Linked DNA regions of Homo sapiens: region 2 is linked to region 1. Evidence: chromatin loops called from intact Hi-C (ENCODE). Cell type or tissue: HCT116. All regions are shown on one strand. Each heading gives the region's core, and the rest is flanking DNA. Links, peaks and the distances in the headings are about the cores only.

Region 1 (4,407 bases), core at 179-4,178:
TCGTGGAAGTAACTAACTTGCTTTTGATTTTACAGGCTCATAGGCAGAAGGGACTTGCCTTGTCTCATATGAGACTTTGGACTTGGATTTTTGTGTTGATGCTGGAATGAATTAAGAGTTTGGGGGACTGCTGGGAAGGCATGATTGGTTTTGAAATGTGAAAGGGACAAGAGATTTGGGAGGGGCCAGGGGCAGAATGATATGGTTAGGCTTTGTGTCCCCATCCAAATCTCATCTTAAATTGTAATCCTCACAATCCCCACGTGTCAAGGGAGACACCAAGTGGAGGTGATTGGCTCATAGGGGCAAGTTCCCCCATGCTGATCTCATGATAATGTGTGAGTTTTCATGAGATCTTGTAGTTTATAAGAGGCTCTTCCCCCTTCGCTCGGCATATCTCTTTCCTGCCATCTTGTGAAGAAGGTACCTTGTGTTTGCTTCACTTTCTGCCATTATTACAAGTTTCCTGAGGCCTCCCCAGCCATGCTGAACTGTGAGTCAGTTAAATCTCTTTCCTTTATAAATTACCCAGTCTTGGGCAGTTATTTATAGCAGTATGAAAATGGATTAATATAGGTGCTTTCTTATAAAATGGAGTATGTATTCCTTAAATCTTGTTGTGCTTTCCAGAAGCACCACTTTTTCCCAGGATTTTTCCTAATAATTTTAGATATTCTGACAATAATGGCCAGACATGACACAGTAGCTAGAAATAGGACATTTTCCACCTTAATTAATTAATAGCACAAAGTGCTAGAGCCTGGCTTCCTTATGCCAACCTAAGTATCCAGGAGACAGAACAAGTGGCAGGAAAAATTATAGATTTGGTTATCTTCCCTGAAATTTGATTGTTATGCAGGTCAAAAAAAGCTATTTCCCAGTGACTGATGCACACTAATTGTACCCTCTTCCTTTTATCTATAATGCCTTCACTCCTTTGTGTATTTGGTAAACCAATACCCAATGTCATCTTATTTGTCAAGCTTTCCCTCACCCTTTTGACAAAATAGGTAACTCCCCACTTTTTTATTACTTAGCATTTTTATACATATCTGTCATAGAATTCATGTTGTATTTAGGTTATACAGGTCAGATCCCAGCCTTGAGTTGTGTTCACCAAAGCATTCAGAAAAGTTTGGAGCCACTAAGAATCTATTTGTTTGTAGGATTAAGAGCTTCCTGGAAAATAACTTATGATAGAGGTAAAAGGAATGAAGTCCACTTTGGGAGGCCAAGGTGGGTGGATCACTTGAGTTTAGGAGTTCGAGACCAGCCTGGCCAACATGGTGAAATCCCATCTCTACTAAAAATACAAAAATTAGCTGGGTGTGGTGGTGGGTGCCTGTAGTCTGGGAGGCTGAAGCAGGAGAATCGCTTGAACCCGGGAGGCAGAGGTTGCAGTGAGCCAAGATCACCCCACTGCACTCCAGCCTGGGCAACAGAGCAAGACTCTGTCTCCAAAAAAAAAAAAAAAAAAAAAAAAAGAAAGAAAAAAAAATAAGAAAAAGAAAAGAAAGAAATGGAGTCAAGAATGTGAGCTCAGGATAAAGTATGTTCCTTAACCCTAGGAACTTAGGGGGTAATTCTAGAGGTAATATGTTATTACTCAGATCTTTTTATTGCATGTCTGAAATAAGTGTGATTAAAATCCTCAAGAGCTGTTTCTTTTTTTTTTAATAATCAAATGAGCTCTTCAGAGTTTAAAAGGTTGGTAACACTGGTGGCAACTTAACATAGCTTTGGCATGGGGCATAGGTATCCATGGTATAGACATTAGTGCTGTACCCTTGGCACAGACTTGGTGCAGCTGATCCTGTTATCTTTAGTTGGCTTCAATCATGTGAATGCCACGTTTTGCTTTGGCAGCATTCAGGCATTGCCTTTACTAGCAGGGCAGGACAGGAGAAAAATACCAGATGCCACATGGTAGTCTGAGATACCCACGAGGGGTCCATAACTCTTTGAGAGGAATTTTGGGGAAATAAGGGACCAGCTTGGAGTTCTGCAGAATAGATGCAGGTAGATCCAGAGAAATGGATAGAATGGTAAAAGTGAGTTTCAGCTAATTGTTTACCCATATTTCTCCCTTACTGCAGTGGGGTTTGTTCATGGTAGGGAGTTTCTCGTTGCTTTATTTGCTCACAGTGGTTCCTTTCATCTCCACCCTTGTTGTTACTGACTCACTGTAGGCACAATATGTTTTACTACCCCATTGATTTGTGGTTTGGTCATGTGATTCTGGCTGATGGAACGTTGGAATGTGAGTGGACATAATGGCCTGATAATTCTTGGCCAGAGCCTGAAGAAATAACATGATTCCATACATTCCTCTTGGGTTTCTGACTTCTGCCATGAAAAATGCATGTCCCAATTATCCATTGCTCCTTCATCCTGGGTCCAGAGATGAAGAATGGAGCAAACCTGGACCTGACCTGAAACCTAGAGCCCAGTCTAGGTGAGATGAACCCAGCTGAGATCAGCCAAACTCCAGCTAACTCACAGACCCGTGTATGTAAAAAAAAATATAAATGTTTTAAACTACTGAGATTTTGAAATAGTTTGTAATACAACATTGTTACAGCAGAAACACGACTAATACAAACCATATCTTGGCGCTTTTGTAGCCATAAAAGCTAGCTAAATACCTAGCAAAAGGTGGATACTTCATAAATAGTTGCTGAATTAGTGAAGAAAAGTCTTTACAAAGGCTGGACTGATTATATCCTTGTACCTACTTCAATTATGTTTCAGTTATTAGAGCAAGATACCTGGGGGAGTCAAATAAGCCATTTATGGACCATTTTCTTTACTTCCAAACCAAGGCAGATGTCTCATAATATGTATCCTTCAACCCACAGAGTTGAAACTCTAGCCATAGGAAAAAATAATGACTTAATGCACAGCCACCCCACTCCAAAAGCACCCACCCCAAAAGCACTGTGCACGCCTTGTTGTTGGCAGTTCAGAAGGACTATCTCTGATTGTGGAGGTCAACTCTGAATAAAGCAAACAATCTTCCCTGTTACATTGTTGCAGTATGTGTTTTCAGATTAGCTCTTAGGACCCCACTGGTTTGGAGTTTGGATACCAAGTGTTCTGGAGGAGATGGAAATGGTGTGTATTGGGGTTGGTAAGAAGCAGAGAGAGGCAGCAGAAATGAAGAGGTGGCTTAAAAGGGGTGGAAACTTAAAAAATTGTCAGGGGTTGGAAGGAGGAATTACATACCAGAATATGAGTGCCCATTGAGGATACTGTAAGCCAGGTGGTCTGGAGAGTGGAAAGGAAGATAAGGTTTTACAATAAGAAAGAGTGATGCAGGCAAGCAGGTGGACTTCTTGCTGAAAAATGGAGGCCTTAGATGATTATATTAGATCAAACTAGCATGAGTATCTTGAACGAAATGTCACTTAGTAATTTCAGGCATTTTGCTGAGGCTTTGGTGACCCAAAGAATAATTTACTTTTAGGGAAAAACAACATATTCTTGTTTTAAAACACTGTTCTTAGTAATAGTCCTTGAAAATAAAAGAAACTTTAAGCATCTGTTTTTGAATGGTGCTCTAATCTCAGGGAAAAGTCCTGCTTTCCAAAGTTTAAATAGGATTTGGAATTCAGACAAAGTGTGATTAATTTTCTTGCTGGGATAGAGCTTGGAATTACATCTTATTAGCCCTTTGATTGTTTTAAAAATATCTACACCATATTATTTTCTTCTTATATCTTTGAAACTAAGAAACAAGGATAGAAAAATTGTGTCCAGATTAATAGAAGATATTATCTTGATTGTAGGATTTCTAAAATGAAATAACACCCACCAGTCACAAGCAGGTTCTTTTAAGATATTTTTTTTTCGCTTTGTTTAAACAATCACAGGATTTGAACAGTTATTTTTGTCTGAAGAATAATTTTATTGTGACTTACTGGACTTAGTAATGGATCATGAAAAAAGTGTTTATTAATGAGATTTTAATACTTTGGTATTTCTAATCAATAATGCTTAAAATACAAGAAAGGAATCAGATGTTACTTATCTTGGGCCAAGTTATTTCTTGAAAAGGCAATTAGTGATGTTTTGTTGTGTACATTTTGATCAGAGTATGAAATCTTAATGGCTCAGGGGTAAATAGTGGTTAACCAGTGGTTTTGAACATTGTTTAAGAGAGAGTTAGTATCTAGGATCTGTTTCCAATCAATTCTATTGTTTCAGTTTGAAGAAACAGCAGACGGCTTTGGTCAACAATTTCACTGATACTCTTATTTAACAACTTTGTATCAAAGTGACAAACCGGGTTTGACTGGCTTTGTTGTTGTTTTCCTTCTTTTCTCCTTCCTTTTCTTTCCTTTCTTCTTTTTAATTCCGGACGTTATGTATACATAAATTTGAGTCTTTACCTTAAATTGTTCCTAA
Region 2 (4,407 bases), core at 110-4,109, 65 kb after region 1:
CTACTCCTCCCCTTTTGAGAGATAGCTCATGGTCTGTTACTGGGCCTTGGTGGAAACTGAACATTTGTCTATGGGCCGTCAAGTCACCATGTGACCTGAACTGCCTATCATGAACTGAGTGCTTTCTGACCGATCTAGCCATAAGGTGGGTCATGCACAGCAGCATTCCATCATCAAATGGAAGGGGTATATATATGATCAGGCTCCAGCAGGTCCTGAAGGCACAAGTAAGTTACATTAGGAAGTGGCTCAAATGCCCATGGTCTCCTCTCTCCCCTGCATTCTCTCCCCCAGCCTACACTGATGGCCTCTTGGGGAGTTCTCTATGGTCTGTTGACAAGGAAGAAAAGACTAGGGCCTGGTTCACAGATGGTTCATGATTTACAAGCACCACCTGAAAGTGGACAGCTGCAGCACTACAGCCCCTTTCTAGGACATCCCTAAAGGACAGTGGTGAAGGGAAATCTTCTCAGTGGGCAGAACTTTGAGCAGTGCACCTGGTTGTGCATTTTACATGGAAGGAGAAATGGCCAGGTGTGTAATTATACACTAATTAATTGGGCTGTAGCCAATGGTTCGGCTGGATGGTCAGGGACTTGGAAGAAGCATGATTGGAAAATTGGTGACAAAGAAATTTGGGGAAGAGGTATGTGGATGGACCTCTCTGAGTGGTCAAAAACTTGAAGATGTTTGTATCCCATGTGAGTGCTCACCAATGGGTAACTCCTGCAGAGGAGGATTTTAATAATCAAATGGATAGAATGACCCATTCTGTGCACACCACTCAGCCTCTTTCCCAGCCACTGCTGTTATCACCCAATGGACCATAAACAAAGTGGCCATGGCGGCAGAGATGGAGGTTATGCATGGGCTCAGCAACATGGACTTCCACTCACCAAGGCTGACTTGACTATGGCCAGTGCTGAGTGCCCAATTTGCCAGCAGCAGAGATCAACACTGAGAGCTCGATATGGCACCATTCCTCTGGGTGATCAGCCAGCTGCCTGGTGGCAGGTTGATTATATTGGAACCCTTCCATCATGGAAAGAGCAGAGGTTTGTCCTCACTGGAACAGACACTCCAGATATGGGTTTGCCCATTCTGCACGTAATGCTTCTGCCAAGACTACCATTAGTGGACTCAAGGAATGCCTTATCCACCGTCATGGTATTCCACACAGCATTGCCTCTGACTGACTAAGGCACTCACTTTAAAGCTAAAGAAGTATAGCAGTGGGCTCATGCTAATGGAATTCACTGTTCTTACCATGTCCCCCATCATCCTGAAGTAGCTAGATTGATAGAACGGTGGAATGGCCTTTTGAAGTCACAATTACAATGCCAACTAGGTGTCAGTATTTTGCAAGGCTGGGGCAAAGTTCTCCAGAAGGCCGTGTATGCTCTGAATCAGCATCCAATATATGGTACTATTTCTCCAATAGCCAGGATTTACACATCCAGAAATCAAGGGGTGGAAGTGGAAGTGACACCACTCACCATCACCCCTAGTGATCCACTAGCAAAATTTTTCCTTTTTTATTTTGGGACACTATGTTGTGCTGGCCTAGTGGTCTTAGTTCCAGAGGGAGGAACGCTGCCACCAGGAGACAGAATGAGTCCATTAAACTGAAAATTAAGATTGCCACCTGGACCCTTTGGGTGCCTTCTACCTTTAATCAACAGGCTAAGACAGGACTTACAGTGTCAGCTTGGGTGATCGACTTGGACTGTTAAGATGAAATCAGCCTACTACTCCACAACAGAGGTAAGGAGGGTATGCATGGAATACAGGAGATCCATTAGGGTGTCTCTTAGTATTACCATGCCCTGTGATTAAGCTCAATGGGAAACTACAACAGCCAAATCCAGGCAGGACTACAAATGACCCAGACCCTTCAGGAATGAAGGTTTGGGTCAGTCCACCAGAAAAAAAAAAAAACCAAAAAAAAACCCAAAACAAAACATGACCTGCTGAGGTGCTTATGAAGGCAAAGGGAATACAGAGTGGGCAGTAGAAGAAGGTATTCATCAATAGCAGCTACAACCACGTGATCAGCTGCAGAAATGAGGACTGTAATTGTTAAGTGTATTTCCTCCTTTTGTTGAAAACATGTTTGTGCGTCTATACACTTGTACTAAGAAAATATCTTCATTTTATTTCCTTTCTCCTGTATCATGTGACGTAAGATTTATTGACTTCATGTCAGCATTTAAGTATTGTTAACGTTATGTAATAGTATTTGGGTTGGCGATTGGTGCGTTTCTGGTTGTATGAAGAATAGTTGTATTATGTTAAGTGTAATTATGACCTTACTATTGTCTTTATTTGAAGATTATGTATGATCTCAGGAGATGTGTATGGGTTCAAGTTTACAAGGGGTGAAGTTGTTATGGTTTATAATGAATGTCAACTTGATTGGATTGAAGGTGTTGATTGCCTCTGAGGGTGCTGCCAAAAGAGTTTAACATTTGACTCAGTGGTCTGGGAAAGGCAGACCCACCCTTAATCTGATTAGGGCACAATCTCATTAGTTATCAGCACAGCTAGAATATAAGCAGGCAAAAAAAATGTGAAAAGAGAGACTGGACTAACCTCCCAGCCTACATCTTTCTCCTGTGCTGGATGCTTCCTGCCCTCGAACATGGGACTCTAAGTTCTTCAGTTTTGGAACTCAGACTGGCTTTCCTTGCTTCTCAGCCTGCACATGGCCTATTGTGGGACCCCGTGACTGTGTGAGTTAATACTTAATAAACTCCCCTTTACATATATATATATATAGTTCATTAGCTCTGTCCCTCTAGAGAACCCTGATAAATACAATATATATACAACAATTTCTTTATCCGTTCATCCACTGAAGGATGTATAGGTTGTTTCCACATTTTGCCTATTGTGAATAGTGCTTCAATGAACATAGAAGTGTTAATATCTCTTTGACATACTGATTTCATTTTTTTGAATATATATCTAGAAGTGGAATTGCTGGATCATATGAATGTTCTGTTTTTATTTTTTTAAGAAACATTGATAATCTTTACCATGGAAGCTGCACTGTTTTGCATTCCCACCAATAGTGTACAAGGGCTCCAAATTCTCAACATTCTTGAGAACACTTTTTTTTTTAATAATAGTCATCCTGACAGGTGTGAAGTGACATATCATTGTGGTTTTGATTTGCATTTTTGTGTTGATTAGTCATGTTGAACATTTTTTCATATACCTGTTGATCATTTGTAACTCTTTGGAGAAATGTCTATTTATGTCATTAGCTTATTCTTAAAATCAGATTATTTTTTGTTTCTACTGAGTGACAGGAGTTCTGTATACATTTTGGAGATTAATCTCTTATCAAATATACGGCTTACAAATATTTTCTTCTATTGTGTGTGTTGCCTTTTCACGCTGTTGTTTCCTTTGCTGTGTAGAATCTTTTTAGTTTGATTTACTCCCACTTGTTCAAAATATGTCAGTATTTCTGTAAATAAGTGGCAATCTACATTGATGACAAAGTATTTAGAATAAGCGGCATTAACATAGAGTGTGGATGGTAAAGGGAGACTTCCTAGAGGAGGGTATGAAACCTGAGAGTTCTTACTCTAACTTTCACTTCATGTTGACTGGCCTTGTTCTATGATATTTCCCTTCCTGTTACGTTTCGTGCTTCCATTTCCTGATACTTCTCATGGGCATGTTTAATCATAGAGGCAAGAGTCTTTAGAGGTAGTCTTGTTTATGCTCCTTGCTGACAGAGCTGTAAACTCAAAACATACCTGGAGAAGGTGAAAATCTACTTTTCATTCCCTAATTTTTATCTTAGAGGATTCTTTGCCCCTTTGAAAGTGCTGGGGAAAGAGAAGTGAACTCACAACATCATTTACATTTCTAAGTTTATGTCCACAATGTTAAAATTTATCTGATAAATAATAGGACATGAATTTGGTCCTGGGTTATTCTTCGTGAAATAACCTATGCTAAAAAGACTGTTCTAAAACAATTTTCTTTCTTTGAAAAAAACATGGGATGATTATTTCAGTTTCTGGAGGGTCTCTGTGGTTCTGAGACAAATGAAATCCTCTGGGCTATAAAAGTGCCAAAGTTGGCCCTAAAATATATTCCACTATCATGGGAGTGTTTAGTCTCAGAGTTGGAAGGAATATCGGAAATTATAGAGTTCACTTCACAAGAAAGTTTTAGGGATAATGTTAGATTATGTATTTTTAACCCCTTAAAATATTAAGGAAATGAAAGTTGTGTCAGGGCCAAAGTTTTACTAGTAATTTACTCGTGTATGTCCCATATATAAAGTAATAGTAGTATTAGGATGAGTAAGAATGACATCAGGTACTCTTCATTTTCTAGTGCTCAATCTGATGTCCAGCTGGCTCAGGAGTGAACACTCCCCCCATA

The links. Hi-C counts contacts between places; a loop is a spot of excess contacts. Peaks named below come from ENCODE experiments on the same cell type or tissue, not always from the same donor. Only the 100,000 strongest peaks of a DNase experiment are listed, where the experiment ranks them.
Region 2: it touches region 1 in a loop (4-fold over the local background); 1 of 110 quality-filtered maps calls a loop at or near these places.

The regions. Positions count from the first base shown.
Region 1 is chrX:121,388,318-121,392,724 of GRCh38, forward strand. No RefSeq gene overlaps it. Among named protein-coding and RNA genes, the nearest start is that of MIR3672, 20 kb to the left of the region's middle. In HCT116, for the core only: no CTCF peak of the experiment used is centred there; a DNase peak (open chromatin) is centred at 2,174.
Region 2 is chrX:121,452,910-121,457,316 of GRCh38, forward strand. No RefSeq gene overlaps it. Among named protein-coding and RNA genes, the nearest start is that of MIR3672, 84 kb to the left of the region's middle. In HCT116, for the core only: no CTCF peak of the experiment used is centred there; no DNase peak of the experiment used is centred there.